Regions from separate parts of the Homo sapiens genome. Here regions 1, 3 and 4 are each linked to region 2. The links are chromatin loops, found by intact Hi-C in ENCODE. Cell type or tissue: dorsolateral prefrontal cortex. All regions are shown on one strand.

Region 1 (4,000 bases), 170 kb after region 2:
GTCCCTTCCTGGTGTGTCATCCTAGGTTTCGTTACACTAGCAGTTGAGAGGATGGGACAAATCCCCAAGACCACCCATTGTCTAGCACGAGTGATTAAAAAAAAGAAGAAATTTATTGGGAAAAAGGAAGCAAAGAATGACTTCCTACAGGACTTGGGTGCAGAAAATCACTTTTGCTGAGTCTCAGGGAACAGGTGAATGGATAAGGTTATCTGTCTCATATGTACTTCTGTCCCACCTAATCTCCAATTCTGAGCCCAACGGGGCGGCTGTTTATCATTACTTATTATGGTACACTGTCTAAGGTCGGGCTCGAACTTGCTTTCTGTCTCCCCACTAGCCCATTTTCCCAACTGCATTTGTTGAATAACTCATCAATTCCCCATTGGCTGGCTGTGTATCCTTAATTTCTTCATATGTTATATATTCCATGACTAGTCTGTTACGCTGGCCCCTCTGCCCATTACACACTGCGAATTACACTGCCTAGCCCAACACATTGCTTTAATTATCATAATGATGTAGGAGAGTGCCATTCATGGCTCTTTGAACCTGTCCCCACTGCCATGCTCCCTACCAGGTGTCTGCTCCCTTCTTTTCTCCAAGTAAGGATACCTTAAGCTAAACTTCAGACCCTTCTCTTCTACGGAGATGTCCCTAATGCCTTTACCATCAGCAAGAGTATCCTCCTGCACGTGCCTACAACTCTTTATCCTACCCCTGACACCTAATCGAATTTTCAACTCAGTTTAACACATACCAAGTAGCTGCATCTATTTAGGACCAGGTGCTGGGAACCATGACATGAGAAAGAACAAGCCCTGCTCTTGAGGGGCTCCAGCCAGTGGTCTATGTATAGGCATCATATCATCCAGCAGGACCTGGAGCCCTTGGAGGCTGGGATGAGCTTTATCCTAGGCTGGGTTCAGTGTGGAGTGGGCAGTTTGTTCTGGGATTGGACGACTCCTGGGTTGTCTTCCAGCCAGCCTCCTGAGATCCCAAGATGGGCTTGGGCATTTTTAGACTCTCTCCTGGTGCTGGGCAAACATCCCAGACTGCCAGTGGACCGTGCAGAACGTGGCTGCTTCTTCACTGTGGGAAATGACTTCATGTTGAAAACACCCCCACCTCCCGGCCCCCGCCCCCCCAGCCTTCCTGCTTGGAAGGGCTGCCGTGATGGGGGCTGCCTGGAGCAGAGGCACTTACCTCGGCCACAGGAAACATTACCAGATCCTTCTCCTCCCCCTGGTCAGCCTGCACAGGGACTGTAGGGCTATGGTGCAGGGAGGGGAAGAGGCCTGCCTGGAATGTTGGCAGAGGCTCCTCATTCTCTGTGTATGTGTGTTTCCTATTTGGGAACAACCTGCAGCCTGTCTTTCCTTGGAATTTTAATTCAGTAACAAGCACAAATGGGTCAGCCTTACTCAGAGAAAGGTGAGTGTCTAGAGATCGGGTGAGAGTAGTTCTAGCAAGCTCCTGTCCCAGAGCCCCTCCCTTGCATCTGGCTTGTCACACTGCCCAGAATCCCCCCATTAGCACATAGTTTCTTTGGGTTAAGCATTGCCCTTGCCAGAACCATCTCCATGTGCAAATCCCCCTGGGATTGGGATGCTGGTATGAATCGGGAGAATGGATCCAGCGAAGGGGACACGGGAACAATGAAAGACGGTGGGCCTCGAATGAGAGGAGGGAGGTAGGGACACTGAGCAAGGTCACAGTGATGACAGCAAGATTCAAAGACCAGGAGTTTGTAGAAACTTGAATCCAGCCAGCAGGTGGCAGATTCTGGCCTTCCTATCAAGCCCATTTTTTCTAAACTGGGTCCCTTTTGCACCTCCCACTCACTCCAGAATTAATGATCCAACCATAGGCACTGAGGCCTCATGGCAAAGCAGGCGCACACAACAGCCAGGAATCAAAGCACCCCAGGTGGAGAAGGGAGGCTTGAAGGAGGGCAGCCCAGGGACCAACTGTTTCCAAGGCACAGCCAGAGGAGGGCACGCACCTCACCTTCCTCCCTACGGGGCTGTGGAGACCCTGCCTAGTCTTCCTTGAAGCACAGGAAAGAGGCTTGGTCTGGTTGTTCTCACCCCACCCAGGCAGCCTCTGACCTGCTCTGTGATCTTGAGCAGTTTCCCTACAGGAATAGTGACAGGGATGGGGCCCTTTCTGCCTGGAGAGTCTGCGTTTAATGAGGCTTGGGCTGAGGGGGTGGTAGAAGGAAGAGCTGGAAAGTGAAGGGGGGCAAAAAACTAGGGGTGGAGGGACCAGGTGTCCAGGCCAGACATCTGCACTCGGCCAAGTCCGGCCCAGCCCAGCCTGGGGCTCGCTGCTGCAGCCCACGCAGCCTCCAGGAAGCTCCTGATGAGACAAACAGGACCAGTCGTCCAGGGTCTCTGCTTCCCAAGCACGGGAGCAGCCCAGGACACAGAGGAAGAGGCCAAGGCCAGACCCGGGAAGCCCTGAATTTTTGCCCTGGAAGGCTGGACTCCACCCCAGGCCATGAGGAGCTAAGGAAGGGCTTGAATCAGGAGTGGACACCTCCCTCTGGCTACTTCAAGGGAAGGGATTGGAGGGCAACACAAGCCGGGAAACGGTGGGGGCTGGTGGGTTGTCCAGGTAGGAGATAGGAGTGGCCCAGCCTGGGGCAGTAGTTATGGCAGAATTAAGAGAGCTTGCTGAGATAAGGAACTGACCTTGATCCCAGGGGTGGGTGGGAGGAGGGGATAGGGAGGCAACAGGGAAGAGGGAGGAAGAGGCAGGTTAGGAGAACTCAGAAATGGAACCAGAGCTGGGACAGGGATGACCCACCCCCTGCTGTCTAATGGGGCACTCCCCAAAGATAGGGATCGTGTTCTCTAATCCCCTTGTAAACCAACAACAGCAGTGCTGGCCACACCTTTCTTAACGAATGTTCCTTTGGCTACCTGAGAGAGGAAGGGCTGGTCTTAGAAAGCATGTTGGATGCCGGGGCGAGGTGGCTCATGCCTATGATCCCAGTAATCCCAGCACTTTGGGAAGCCAAGGTGGGAGGATTGCTTGAGGCCAGGAGTTCCAGACCAGCCCGGTCAACATAGTGAGACCTCATCTCTATTGGAAGAAAGGAAGGAGAGAGGAAGAAAGAAAAGAGAAAGCTTGTTGGGCTTTTTTAATCACTGAAAGACCTGGCAGGCCCTAGAACTTCTTAGCAGTGTGATTCAAGTGATTCTAAATCCCCCACCCACCAGCCGTCTCCCATTCTAACTTATCCCCCACCGGCCTGAAATTCACATAGCTCTCTGAAAGTCATTTATAATAATGAAATAATGAAAACAGCTTATTTTTCTTTGCCTACTGGAATTTTGAGACAGTTTTCATTCAAAATTATTTTATCAAATATTTATCAAATGCCTTTTCTGCATCGGGTATTGTCCTAGGTGCTAGAATAAGATGTAGTTCTTGGTCTCAGAGAGGTTCCAGTCTGGTTTATAATTAAAATTCATATTCAATGCAGAGAGAAATGTCTGGAAGGACTGAGATAATTAGCAGTGATTATCTTCAGGGTAACAGGATAAGAGAAGAAGGTATTCTTTAATTTTAAAGACATTTTAAATGTATGTAAAGGTTTAGGATTTGCCACGACTGTGTCCCTTGGGATGAAATCTCAAGCTTATTCTGTTCAGTTCACCAGGTATGGGTGCTAGGGCTTTTCCTCCCACATCACCTCTGCCCCTTTGGAGGGCAGTTGGATGGGGTGAGCAGACAGGGCTGGCCAGGTGTCACTTCCATTGTACACTTGACAGGTGGAGTCCTGACCAGAAGGCCCAGCCACCACCACACAGCCCCACAATGCGAGGCATGCCTCACAGGGATCCCAGCACAGTCCACTGTGGCAGCAGATGCTCAGCCTTTCCCTGATCCTCTTGTTGCTGACTCTGCCCTACCTACCTGATCCCTCCTGGTCTGGTCCCACCCACTGATCTCCTCCCACTCCACTCAAGGTGGCCCCAATCCCTAAACT
Region 2 (4,000 bases):
TGCCTTGGGTATACCCAGCTTCACAAAGGGAAGGGCAGCATCCTAACCAGAGCAGCAGTGAGGCCTCACTACAGGCCAGACACTGTGCTAAGCACTTTATATGTAACCATTCCATTCATTATCCCTTTGAAGCACAGAGAGGTTAAGTAAATGCCCAAGGTCACAGAGCTGCAAGGTGGCAATGCCAGGACGTAAACCCAGGCAGCCTGACATCAGTTTGCACCACGCTAACTGGGACTCCACAGCCTTAGTCATGGTCCTTTAGGAGTTAGGGAAGAGGGGGTGCAGCAAATGACAGGCATGAGAGTTGCCAGCATTACACAGCATGAGGTCCTGGTCATAGTCCACACCTCCCAGGTAATATATTACGTCTGTCCAGTTAGACTTCGGAAGGCCACAACACACACCTTAAGGTAAATGAAGGGCACTGGGCACTGTGATAGGCCTTTGGGGCACAGTTAGGGGATCCCTTAACCCAATGGCAGGCAGGGCAGCCTGGCAGTGGAATGGCAGGGAGGGTGGGTGCGGGCAGAGAGGCTTCAGTAGGGCTGAGTCAGTGAGCTGGGCCAGCCTGGCGGAGGGCAGATAAGAAGTTGACAGGTGAGGTTGGTGTTCTGACCCGCTGCAGGACTACACAGCGGGGCTGGTGAGCCCCCAAGGCATCAAACATCTCTACATCCAAGCCCAGCTTCTCCGGAAGCTGTCTGCTGCTGCCCCTGCCTGGCAGGCCCAGGGGTCCTGCTGGAACCCTGAATGGCTGGGAAGGTGGGGTTGGAGAGGAGAGCAAAAACTCCCTTCCCCCTCACCATTTTTTTTTTAAGACAGGGTCTCGCTTTGTTAACCAGGCTGGAGTGCAGTGGCACAATCACAGCTCACTGCAGCCTCAGTGACCTCCCATGATTAAGAAATCCTCCTTCCTGCCTCAGCCTCCTGAGCAGCTGGGACCACAGGCATGCGTCACCATTCCCCCAGGTAACTTATTATTTTTTGTAGAAATGAGATCTTACGTTGTTGCTCGGGCTGGTTTCAAATTCCTGGGCTCAAGCAAGTCTCTCACCCCAGTCTCTCAAAGTGCTGGGATTACAAGCATGAGCCACCGCACTGGCCTCTCTCCCCCTTGACTCCAGACAGATGTGGTCTGCGATATAATAGGGGAGTGTGGACACGGGGTCACCCACCTCCTTTCTAGGCCTTTGTGGAGGCTGCAGGAGAGGTGCAAGGAGCCAGGTGGATCTCAGGGCAAGCCAAAGCCCTGCCTTGACTGGCTGGGTAACATTGGCCAAGTTACTTCCCCTCTCTGGCCTCAGTTCCTTCATCTCCAGGTCTTAGTACACACCGCGGGGAGGTGTTGTGAGAAATAAAATGCGATAGTGGGTGAAGAGGTGACCCACGCCGGCCACGCAGGAATGAGCGTGTCTGTCTTTCCCTACTTTACCATCTTCAGTTTTAGTCAGTAAATATGTTCGGAGATCCTACCACGCGCTAGGCGCCGTTCTTCCTGCTTGGGAGGGGTAAATACCTAGAAATGCGCGAAGTGTGGCTGGGCGTTGCCAGGAGAGCGGCCGGCACCCCACGGGGGCAGGGAGCAGACCTGACTCAGTGGCGTCAGTGCTACTTCAAAGCGGCAGCGCATTTCATTAAAAATCTGATGTAGAAATTACCCTGGGCTTTGTTTTGCAAAGAGCATTTGCATAAGAAAAAATAATCAGCCGGTTAATTCCCCCGTCCACTGGCAGGAAGAGAGACAGCCTTCAGAGAGTTTGGGACTCTCTCATTCCCGGAGAATTAAAAGCCTCCGAGACATCCATTTTAGAAGTTCTGGTCAATCGTTCTTAAAGTGCGGTCAGAAGACCCCTTGCGTCTGAATGGTTTGGAGCACTCATACAAGCAGAATCCCTGCCCCAGTCTTGAGTCTGGGAACGGAGAAGGGAGCGTCAGCGGGGTGGTGAGGGGGTAGCGGGGAGGGCGAAGTTGACCGTGCCAAGCCGGCCCGCTGGAAGAGCTGCAGGGACCAGACGGGGAGCAGACGGAACAAGCGTGCTGATGGTAAGAGGCCCCCAGACTTTTTCTTTCCCTAACCCTTTCCCTGTCTGGGCCTCCGTTTCCGGTTTTCCGGTTGGTGCAGTGCTCTCTGGGGTTCTCCCAGGGGGACTGTCGGTGAGGCTGCGGCGCCCGAGACCGCTCCACGTGCAGCTCCACGGCGTGCCCACCAGGGGGCGCGGCCCGCATCCTTCCTCGGAGCTGCGGCGCTCCAGGACCAGCAGGTCTCCCGCAAACGCGCGCGCACGGAGAGCACAAGGCGTGTGGCTCTTGGCATGTGTGCCGGTTGGGGTCCTCTGGTAAGCAGACGCTGAGATGGCGTTAGGAGTGCAAGAAGTTTGTTGGGGATTTAAACCTGTGTAAGGACGACTGGCGGGGAGAGCCTCAGACGGCAATGCAGATCTGACCAAGTCTCTGCCAGCCCAGCAGGGAGATCCCGGTGGAGACTGCCGATTTGAAGAGTCCCGCAATGGGATGACGTGGCCGGGCACTTGCACCCGTGCAGTGCTCAGGCATTGGCTGGGGGCTGCCTGGGAAGATCCGGATATTGAATGTGAAAGACAGGAGGTGCTGGAGGCTGCTAACTGTGCTCCCTACAGCTGGTCTGCAAGTTCATTCATTGTTTTCTTCCTTTCTTTCTCTTTCTTTTTTCTTTTTCGTTCTTTTTTTTCTTTTTCTTTCTTTCTTTATTTTTTTTTTTCTTCTGAGACAGGTTCTCGCTCTGTCACCCAGGCTGGAGTGCAGTGGTGCAATCATGGCTCACTGCAGCCTCAAACTCCTGGGCTCAAGCGATCCTCCCACCCCAGTGTCTGGAGTAGCTGGGACTACAGGTGCATGCCACCATGCCCAGCTAATTAAAGACAATTTTTTTTGTAGAAACGGGGTCTCAATATATTGCCCAGGCTGGTCCTGAACTCCTGGCCTCAAGTGATCTTCCTGCCTCCGTTTCCCAAAGTGTTAGGATGACAGGCCTGAGCCACCGCGCCCAGCCTGCAGGTTCTTTCTTGAAGGGAAACACCAGCAGCCGGCAGTGTGCAGCCTCCTGTCTCTCTAAGCACTGTCCTCCACATACAACCCATCTTCCTCCTCTCTGCTCCTTGCTGGTCAGGGCCGCTCTCCAGCTGTGCTCCCTAGACTCCTGCCTTTCAGGGCCAGCTTTCAGGACCTTGAGGGCAGGGTGCTAGGCATAAGCCAGTGATCTTACTAGTGGATTCTGTACGAGGGAAAAGCCTGCACAACCCGAGGGGACCAGAGGAAGCAGAACCGCAGCTCTCCTCACGATCTTGTGGGGACTTGTGCAAATTAGCACCACTCTTCTGGGTTTCCCATGGCACAGCCCGGGTAATTTTCCCTAGCGCCTCCAGGGATAGGATCCAAAATGGGAATTTAGGAGGGGCCATATTTCCCCCAAAGGAATGGCACACAGAGAGCATAGAGCTCTGGTGGTTGTTGAGGGATTTATGTTCCCTCCACCCCGCGTCCCCCAGGCTCCCAGCACAACTTTGCCTCTCAATACTGGTTGGGTCCCAGGAAAGGGAGCTTGAAGAGGGTTTTTTTCCAGAATCTGTCAGGCCTGAGGGTGCTCGGGAGATAAGGGGGAGGGGCTGGGAGAGGGCTGGGCTGGGACAGTGGAAGAGCTCCTGCATATGCCACGCTGGGCGGCCCCCCTCCCAGCTCCTCCCAGGCACGGTGATGCCCATCTGCCATTTTGGAGCGTTTGGGCAGTGCCTGCAGCTCACTCTCCCCGGTCCAGATGGTCACCCATCCCTCCCTCCCCGACTCTCCCCTGCCCTCACCCCCAGCCCCACTCAGAGCAAGCACCTGGACAAGCCAACACTGCCTCCCAGCGCCTTCCCCTTCCAGCTAACTGGGGCCCAGCGGGACAGGTAGAGGGTCCCCGGTTGTCAAGGAAACCAGGCCTGCCCCTCCTCCCTCAATCTTGCTGCAGGGAGGGAGGCAG
Region 3 (4,000 bases), 310 kb before region 2:
ATCGCTTGAGCCTGGGGGTTGGAGGTTGCAGTGAACCAAGATCGCCCCACTGCACTCCAGCCTGGGTGACACAGTGAGACACTGTCTCAAAACAAACAAACAAACAAACAGAATAAGGCAAAGATGTCTGCTATCACCCCTTCTAGTCAATAAGGTGAAGGGTAAGACAGAAAACAGTACTGTCATTATTTGTAGGTAATATAATTGCATATATAGAAAACCTCAAAAGAATGTTCAGACAAATTATTAGAATTAATAAGAGAGTCCAGCAAGGTTGTTAACTGCAAAAATGCAAAACTGGAAGAAGGTATTTGTGACATGTAGAACTGACAAAAAGATCTAGCATGTGCGTGTGTATGTGTGTGTGTGTATGTGTGAATCTTTTTTTTTTTTTTTTTTTTTTTTGAGACGGAGTCTTGGTCTGTCGCCCAGGCTAGAGTGCAGTGGCGTGATCTCGGCTCACCGCAACCTCCGCCTTCCGGGTTCAAGCGATTCTCCTGCCTCAGCCTCCCGAGTAGCTGGGATGTACAGGCAGGCACCACCACGCCCAGCTAATTTTGTATTTTTAGTAGAGATAGTGTTTCTCCATGTTGGTCTGGCTCGTTTTGAACTCCCAACCTCAGGTTATCCACCCATCTTGCCCTCCCAAAGTGCTGGGATTACAGGCGTGAGCCACCACACCCGGTCTTGTGTGAATCTTAAAATAAGAAAAAGACAAACCAGTAGGAAGATGAGCAAAATACATGAATAGGCACTTTACCAAAAAAGGAAGCATAAATTACCAACAAACATGAAAAGATGCTCAACCTCATTGACAATCAGGTAAATATAAATAAATGCCACAATAAGCATTTTATTCCAACTCTATTGGCAAAAATTAACAAATTTAGTAGCAAGTACTGGTGAAGATATGTATCAGTGGAACCTCTTTTATACCACCAATATTGTGTAAATTGGTACAATCTTGAAAAACACTTTGGCAATATTTTGTAAAATTGAACTGGATATATTGCAGGGAAGTTCTTGCACAAGCATAACAATATTCAGTGCAGTACTATTTACCAAAAATTGGGGTCTACCAAATGTCTACTGATAGGAAAATGGAAAAATAGTGATATATTCACAGAGTGCATGTACTATAGCTACACACATCAACCTGGTCAAATATAATGTATGAAAAAGGCAAACTGTGGAAAACTAAATAAAGTCAAACTTGCATAAAGCTCAAACAAGTAAACTAAACAATATCTTGTTTAGTTATATCTATGCCTATGATAAAACTACATATTTTTAAAAATCAAGAATATAGTCAATCTGAAACTCAAGCTAGTATTACCTCTGGTGAGGAGGTAGAGCAAGACAGGAAAGGGGAATACAGGTGGATGCATGAATAGGCAGTGTTCTAGTTCTTAAGTTGAATGGCGAGTTTCTAAGTCTTCATTTCATGTTGCATTTGTTCTTTTGATGTATCAAATACTATAGTTTTTAAGAGAGCTGTAGTTTCCCTCTTTCGCCACTACATGGCAGGCTAGCACCTTAGTGAAATAAATCCTGAATGGGAAAGGCTGGTGTAAATGGACATGTACCTAATAGCTTTCTAGCAGCATTCTAATTTCCCCATGCGGATACATATAAAATAGGGCTTGATGTGCTCAGAGTGTTTAAATGCACAACCACAGCATCTCAGGCGTACATCACTGTGGCATGGATCTTGCAGCCACGTGACCGGGTTTTTTGTTTTTATTTTTCCTTTCTTTCTGCCTGGTTATGTAACTATTTTTGCAAACTTAGAAGTGTTTCTGTTTGAATGCTGAGTTTTATTTCTCAGAATGTTCCAATATTTCCCAAGGCATTCATTCCTAAATTAATAACATGGAGCGGGAGGACAGTCCCTCATGGCAATTGACACATCTAACTTGCACTTTTATGTCTAACATTTTGGAGCTGTGTTTTTCACCACTAGCATTAGAACCACTGTTTAATAATGTCTGATGACACTATTGCAATATATAAAGTAATACTTAAAATTTAGTAACAATCAATGTTAAAATAGCAATGCAATAGTCATCAAAATCACTCACAGAAAGTCTGGTGCCAAATAGCTTGTTCACATGATGTGATTGATGTGACAGTGACACAAATGTCGGCAGATACTTCTTTTTTAGCCGCCGATATTATGCCACCAGTGGCGACACACAAACAGCATAAAGTCTAACTTCTATAAATCTCAAGTAAACTAAACAATATCTTCTTTGGTAATACCTATGCCTATGATAAAACTACATTTTTTTTTTTTTTTGAGACAGAGTCTCGCTCTGTCGCCCAGGCTGGAGTGCAGTGGCGCAAACTCCGCTTGCAGTGGCTCACTGCAAGCTCCGCCTCCCGGGTTCACGCCAATCTCCTGCCTCAGCCTCCCGAGCAGCTGGGACTACAGGCGCCCACCACCGCGCCCGGCTAATTTTTTTTGTATTTTTAGTAGAGATGGGGTTTCACCGTGTTAGCCAGGATGGTCTCGATCTCCTGACCTCGTGATCCGCCCGTCTCGGCCTCCCAAAGTGCTGGGATTACAGGCGTGAGCCACCGCGCCCGGCCAAAACTACATATTTTTTTAAAAATCAAGAAAATGGTCGACATGAAATTCAAGCCAGTATTATCTCTGGTGAGGAGAGAGAGCACGATACGAAAGGGGCATAGGGAGCATACAGGTGGATGCATGAGCAGGTAATGTTCTCGTTCTTAAGTTGGATGGTGGTGAGCCACCCACTTGCAGCTTCACTCTCTAGACTTGCCCTGTCTGCTACCATAGCACTAGACACACGTGGCAAGGGAGCACTTGAAATAAGATGTGCTGTAAGTATGAAATACACACTGGAGTTTGAAGACTTAGTATGAAAAAAGGTCAAATGTCTCTTAATAAATTTTAATGTTGATTACATGTTGAAATGATAATATTTTGAGCAGTGTGAAAAAGAGGTGAGAACGACCCCAGGACAGATCAAAGCCACGCTCCCAGCGCCTATGTCCCGCCGCCGTTGCCGCCACCACCGTGCCCAGGAGAAAGGCTGAAGGTGATGCTAAAGGAGATAAAACCAAGATGAAGGACAAACCACAGAGAAGATCCACGAGGTTTTCTGCTAAACCTGCTCCTCCAAAGCCAGAGCCCAAACCTAAAAAGGCCCCTGCAAAGAAGGGAGAGAAGGTACCAAAAGGGAAAAGGGAAAAGCTGAAGCTGGCAAGGAGGGGAATAACCCTGCAGAAAATGGAGATGCCCAAACAGACCAGACACAGAAAGCTGAAGGTGCTGCAGATGCCAAGTGAAGTGTGTGCATTTTTGATAACTGTGTACTTCTGGTGACTGTACAGTTTGAAATGCTATTTTTTATCAAGTTTTACAAAAATGCAGAATTTTGTTTTACCTTTTTTTTAAGCTATGTTGTTAGCACACAGAACACTTCACTGTGTTTTTTGGGAAAGGGGCATATGTCACTAACAGAATGTCTCCGAAGCTAGGTTGATGTGGGGAAAACCCTTTTCCCTTCTAGTTTTGGGAGACTTGCCCTTGGCTCCCAGGAAGGGGGATTCCCTGACTTTGACACACAAGGTCCCTTGGCACAAAAGCCTCGTGGGACGGAAAAACAAATTCCTTTCTATGTCCTCTTCTCCCTTTCCACCTTTCAGCATAGATTTAACTCCCTTAAACCCAGACACCTGTTGGACCTGACCCCCCCCAATAATTGGTTACTGGTGTGTCAGGCAATCTAGCCTTTCCAGTGATGCCACTGAGATGGAACCCCTCAAAAAAGCAGTGGTTCTGTTTCTAGATTGTGGATCTTCAGATAAATTCTGCCATTTTCATTTCACTTCCTGAAAGTCAGGGTCAGCTCATGAAACATTGTTAAACAACATGCTAAACATGAACTATCAACCTCACTCTAAACTTTCCCTGTTCAGAGCATCAGATGAGGACTTCATTTGGGTTTTATAGTGGCTTTCTGATTTT
Region 4 (4,000 bases), 76 kb after region 2:
TTTCTAGACCCTCAGCTGGTGAGGCCCCTTGAATTGTTTCCAAAGTCCAAGAGGAAATGGTTACTCCAACATACACACACACACACACACACACACACACACACTCACTCCTTGGGGACAGCACAGGGTGGACAGTGCAAAGAATTTATCTCCAAGTAAGCTCTGTGCATGAGGCCTGGTATCTATTTCTTTATGGGCAAGTTGATTTACTATCCTTTTTTATACCCAAAATGATTAGCAGCAATATAAAGAACTTCAACTTCTCCTTTCTCACATTTGGGGCACTGAGAGATGGGCTTCCTTTTACTCTAACAGAGATACTACAACGGAGCCGGCAGATCGTCCTTCTCTTCCATGCCATCCCCTGGCTGTAATGTAGATAGATTATCTCTTGGGAAGGGGAAGGCCCATCACCAGTTACCACATTCCCCTGGGGACAGTTTATCAGTCCATCTTTTTCTGCATTGCCAGGTGACAGGGAGCAACGTCTTGGTCTGTGGGCCAGGGGCCAGGCCAGGCACTCTGAACACGGGATCCCGGTTATCCTGAGAGTCGGTCAGGGCATGTCACAGGCAGGGAGCCTCGGCAGTGGCAGCTATGCCTGGCATCTCCCCGGCTCAGCCTTTGGCCTGGACTATGAAACAGCCTTTTAAAAAAGTTGCTCAGCCTCACCTACCAAGAAGCCGGAGGCCATGAAGGAGGGGGTGAGGAGTAGGACCTGCTGTGGACAGAGAATAGGGCTGAAAACCAGAAGTCCTGGGTTTAACTCCACCAGCCCTTATTGAGCACTTGGTGTTTGCATGATCTTGTGCATGACAGTCTAGAAATGCAGAAGAAAGCCCTCGAGGGATGCATTAGGCCCAGCTCTTTTACTCACTCGCTGGCCGGCAGGGTGGTTGTCAGGGGCAAACCCAAAGCACTTTTGAAGGTGCAGATTGACTGATAAAATAATCTTTGTTGAGCAGTCACAGTTAGCAAAGCATGTTCACACACAGTATTATTTCACTGGATCCTCATAACTATCCTAGGAAAAATATGAATTATATCCATTTTTCTGATGGAGGAACTGGGAGGTAAAGGGACAGATGCAAAGTCACAGAGCTGAAGTTTCAGAGGGCCCAGTGCTCCTTGCAATGCCACTCAGGGACCAAAGTCTGGTTCCGGGACCAATAGCTTCAGCATCACCTGGCAACGTGTTAGGGATGCAGATTCTCGGGCCCCACCCTCGACTTCCTGAATCAGAAACTGTGGGCCTCAGCAATCTATGTTTTCACAAGCCCACCGGGTAATTGTGATGCACCTGCAAGTTTGAGAAGCACTGAGCTGGAGAGTGATACCCAACTGAATCATCTATGTGAACCACCTGGACCACCACCGTGTTCAACCATAGATTCTCATTTGAGTCAAGGGTGGGGCCTGGGATTCTCCATTTCTAACCAGCTCCCAGGTAATGCCAGTGCTATTGGTCCACAGGCAGTCCATTGAACAGCAAAGATCCCAAACAGGAAGCACCTGGTGGGCTTGGTTAAAATGCACATTTCCTAGCTCATTCCCACAGTGTGTGATTCTGCAGGCTGGAAGTGGGGCCCGGGAGCCTGCATTTCCACAAACACTTCAGGTGATTCTGAGGCAGATGACCTGGGGCTCGCACTCCAAGGATCTGTTCCCCAGAGCTCGAGCTTGCAGACCATCCACCCTGGCCTCATTTTCAAAGGTTTTCCACCTTCACTCCTCTCCCCACTGGTCTTGAACCACCCATTTGATCCCCTGCCAGACTTTGGGCTAAGGGGGTGCAAGTTGGAGGCCATCTCTGAGCCAGCAGGGCCCTCAGTTCCTCAAAATAGGTCAGGAGTCTGGCACAGACCAGCCTCAGTGGCTGCAAATAGAAACCATCTGTTGGGCCTGTGTTTTGAGCTCCACCGCCCCTCTCTGCCTGGCCAGAGAAACACAGAACTCAGAAGCCCAGTGGAGCATGGATGCTTCCCTGAGTGGGTGCTATTCTGCCACCGCCTGCCCAGACAGACTCCCATGGGATCTGCCTGCAGGGGAGGGGTGGCAGCACCAGATTCTACCACCCCCAGGGCAGGAAGCTTGCAGTGTGGACCGGTCATCCAGAGACAAGTCACTCCTCCTCTCTGGGTCTATGAAATGAGAGGCTGGATTTAGTGGACCTGTGAGTCCCTTTCTGCTCTGACAGGATACGGTTCCTTGAAAGCCTTTTTGTGTCAGGACCACATGGAGGAAAAGTTGGGCCCAGAGGAGGCAGACATTTCATTTTCCTGGCTCTCTGTGCAGAGTGAATATTGTGGGATCTGGTCCTGCAAATAGGGGGATGGACAAGGTTTGTGATCTGGAGCTCCAACGGGACTCTTGTAGGCCTTGAGGCAAAGAGTTGGGTTGCTCTTCCTTGTCTCTGCCCTCCTATTCCTTCCCTCACTCGTATATTTATCAAGATGATGTTAAGCCCAGTGGTAAGCCTGGAAAAATAAGGAGGAATGAGGTGCAGTCCCTGCCCTCAACAGCAGCCAGGATAATTGAGGAGCAGACAAGTAAAGGAGAGACCTCGGTGACAGCTCTGAATCAGATCCCAGCTCCTCCACTTCAGTGACCTGGACAAACCCAGACGCATCTGGAAATGGGAATAATAATTGTACCTATTTCTCAGGGTTATTTTAAGGATGCAGGATATAATGAATGTAGAATGCTTAGCTCATCGTAAGCACTAAACACACGTTGGCTGCTGTTAGTGTGATGAGCCAGGAGCAAGGGGAGCACAGCATGGAATCTGGGGGCCTCAGAAGACTTCCCAGTGACCATCCTAGGGGAGGTAGGAAGCTGTCTTGAAGAGAATGAGGCAGAGGTGGCTACAGCCTTCTCCTTACATGTCCGGCCTTGTTCACCAGAGCAGGAAAGGCTGCAGGGATTCAGGGCAGAGGCCTGGTATAGAATAGACCGTGTCTCTGGCTGGGCTTGCATTGGGTGGTGGATGCATGCTGCGTATCCTCCCCTCTAGAGACTGTTGAGAAGGCGCCATCCCAGCCCTGCCTGTTCCCACTTGGCTTAGATCCACTCCCTGATAGCATGAGGGAGGCAGGACAGAGCTGGGTGGCGAGGAGGAATTCCAATTTCCTGGGTGAGAAAAATGAGGGGCTTGCCCAAGGGGCCCTGTGAGTTGGTAGGAGAACTGTCCTGGAACCCAAGAATTCCATGTTTGTCAGAGATGCAGAGAAAGACAGTGGAGTGACTCCAGATCATGGCCTTCCTAAGTCCCTGTACACCCCACCCAGGAACTTCCAGGTGTGGAGGTTTGGATTGATTCTTTTCTTCCAGGATTTAGGACTTTTAGTAGCTAACTGATGACTTTTAGGAGCTAATTGATGTCTTTTCTCCCAGTGCTGTCCAATGCAACACACTGCAGTGATGGAAATGCTCTGTAATCTCTGCTGTGCCATATGGTAGCCACTAGCCACATGTGCCTATTGAGCACTTGATATGTGGTTAGTCTAACTGAGGAGGAGTTTTCAATTTAATTTTAATTAATCTGAATTTAAGCAGCTGCATGTGGCTAGTAGCTACCATACAGGACAGTGCAGTTTTAGCCTACTCTAAGGTGCACAGGCAAGAGCAGATACTCCCAAATGTTGGTTCCACAGATACATGCCTTCACGACACACTCCTCACATGATTCTGATGCATAACCAAGTTTGGAAATGGTCAGGGCAGGGGTCTGAGAGACGCTATGCTGAGAGAAATGGCACAGTCCATGCACCTCCCATTGTCTGTTTGGCTTTCTCATTTTACAAAGGAGGACACTGAAGCCTGGAGTCCACTGGGAATTACTGCCCAGGCTGGCGAGCCCCTCGGGACTGTAGGCTGGTTCCCTCTGCTCCTCCAGTATGGAAACATGTGCTGTGTTCCTCCTGTGTGTCCACCTTTCCCGGGTGGAGGGGGAACAGATGATCAGCTCTCGCTCACGACCCAGAATGCTTTGGATGAGATG

What was found. Hi-C counts contacts between places; a loop is a spot of excess contacts. Peaks named below come from ENCODE experiments on the same cell type or tissue, not always from the same donor. Only the 100,000 strongest peaks of a DNase experiment are listed, where the experiment ranks them.
Region 1: a loop joins it to region 2, with 4 times the contacts of the local background. A loop is called at or near these places in 10 of 110 quality-filtered maps.
Region 3: it touches region 2 in a loop (2.9-fold over the local background); 24 of 110 quality-filtered maps call a loop at or near these places.
Region 4: it touches region 2 in a loop (4-fold over the local background); 5 of 110 quality-filtered maps call a loop at or near these places.

What each region holds. Positions count from the first base shown.
Region 1 is chr15:68,728,831-68,732,830 of GRCh38, forward strand. No RefSeq gene overlaps it. Among named protein-coding and RNA genes, the nearest start is that of MIR4312, 71 kb to the right of the region's middle. In dorsolateral prefrontal cortex, CTCF peaks have their summits at 1,788 (motif pointing right) and 1,997 (motif pointing right); DNase peaks (open chromatin) are centred at 1,035 and 1,811; H3K27ac peaks cover 2,308 bases.
Region 2 is chr15:68,557,568-68,561,567 of GRCh38, forward strand. It overlaps a transcript of CORO2B not described here. Among named protein-coding and RNA genes, the nearest start is that of CORO2B, 19 kb to the right of the region's middle. In dorsolateral prefrontal cortex, CTCF peaks have their summits at 2,232 (motif pointing right) and 2,442; DNase peaks (open chromatin) are centred at 2,204 and 3,114; H3K4me3 peaks cover 1,659 bases; H3K27ac peaks cover 458 bases.
Region 3 is chr15:68,251,587-68,255,586 of GRCh38, forward strand. It overlaps a transcript of CLN6 not described here and the pseudogene HMGN2P40. Among named protein-coding and RNA genes, the nearest start is that of CLN6, 24 kb to the left of the region's middle. In dorsolateral prefrontal cortex, CTCF peaks have their summits at 1,525 and 1,729; a DNase peak (open chromatin) is centred at 1,521; H3K4me3 peaks cover 653 bases.
Region 4 is chr15:68,633,443-68,637,442 of GRCh38, forward strand. All of the region lies in intron 1 of CORO2B (coronin 2B), which reads left to right. Among named protein-coding and RNA genes, the nearest start is that of CORO2B, 56 kb to the left of the region's middle. In dorsolateral prefrontal cortex, a CTCF peak has its summit at 1,947; a DNase peak (open chromatin) is centred at 1,919; H3K27ac peaks cover 3,148 bases.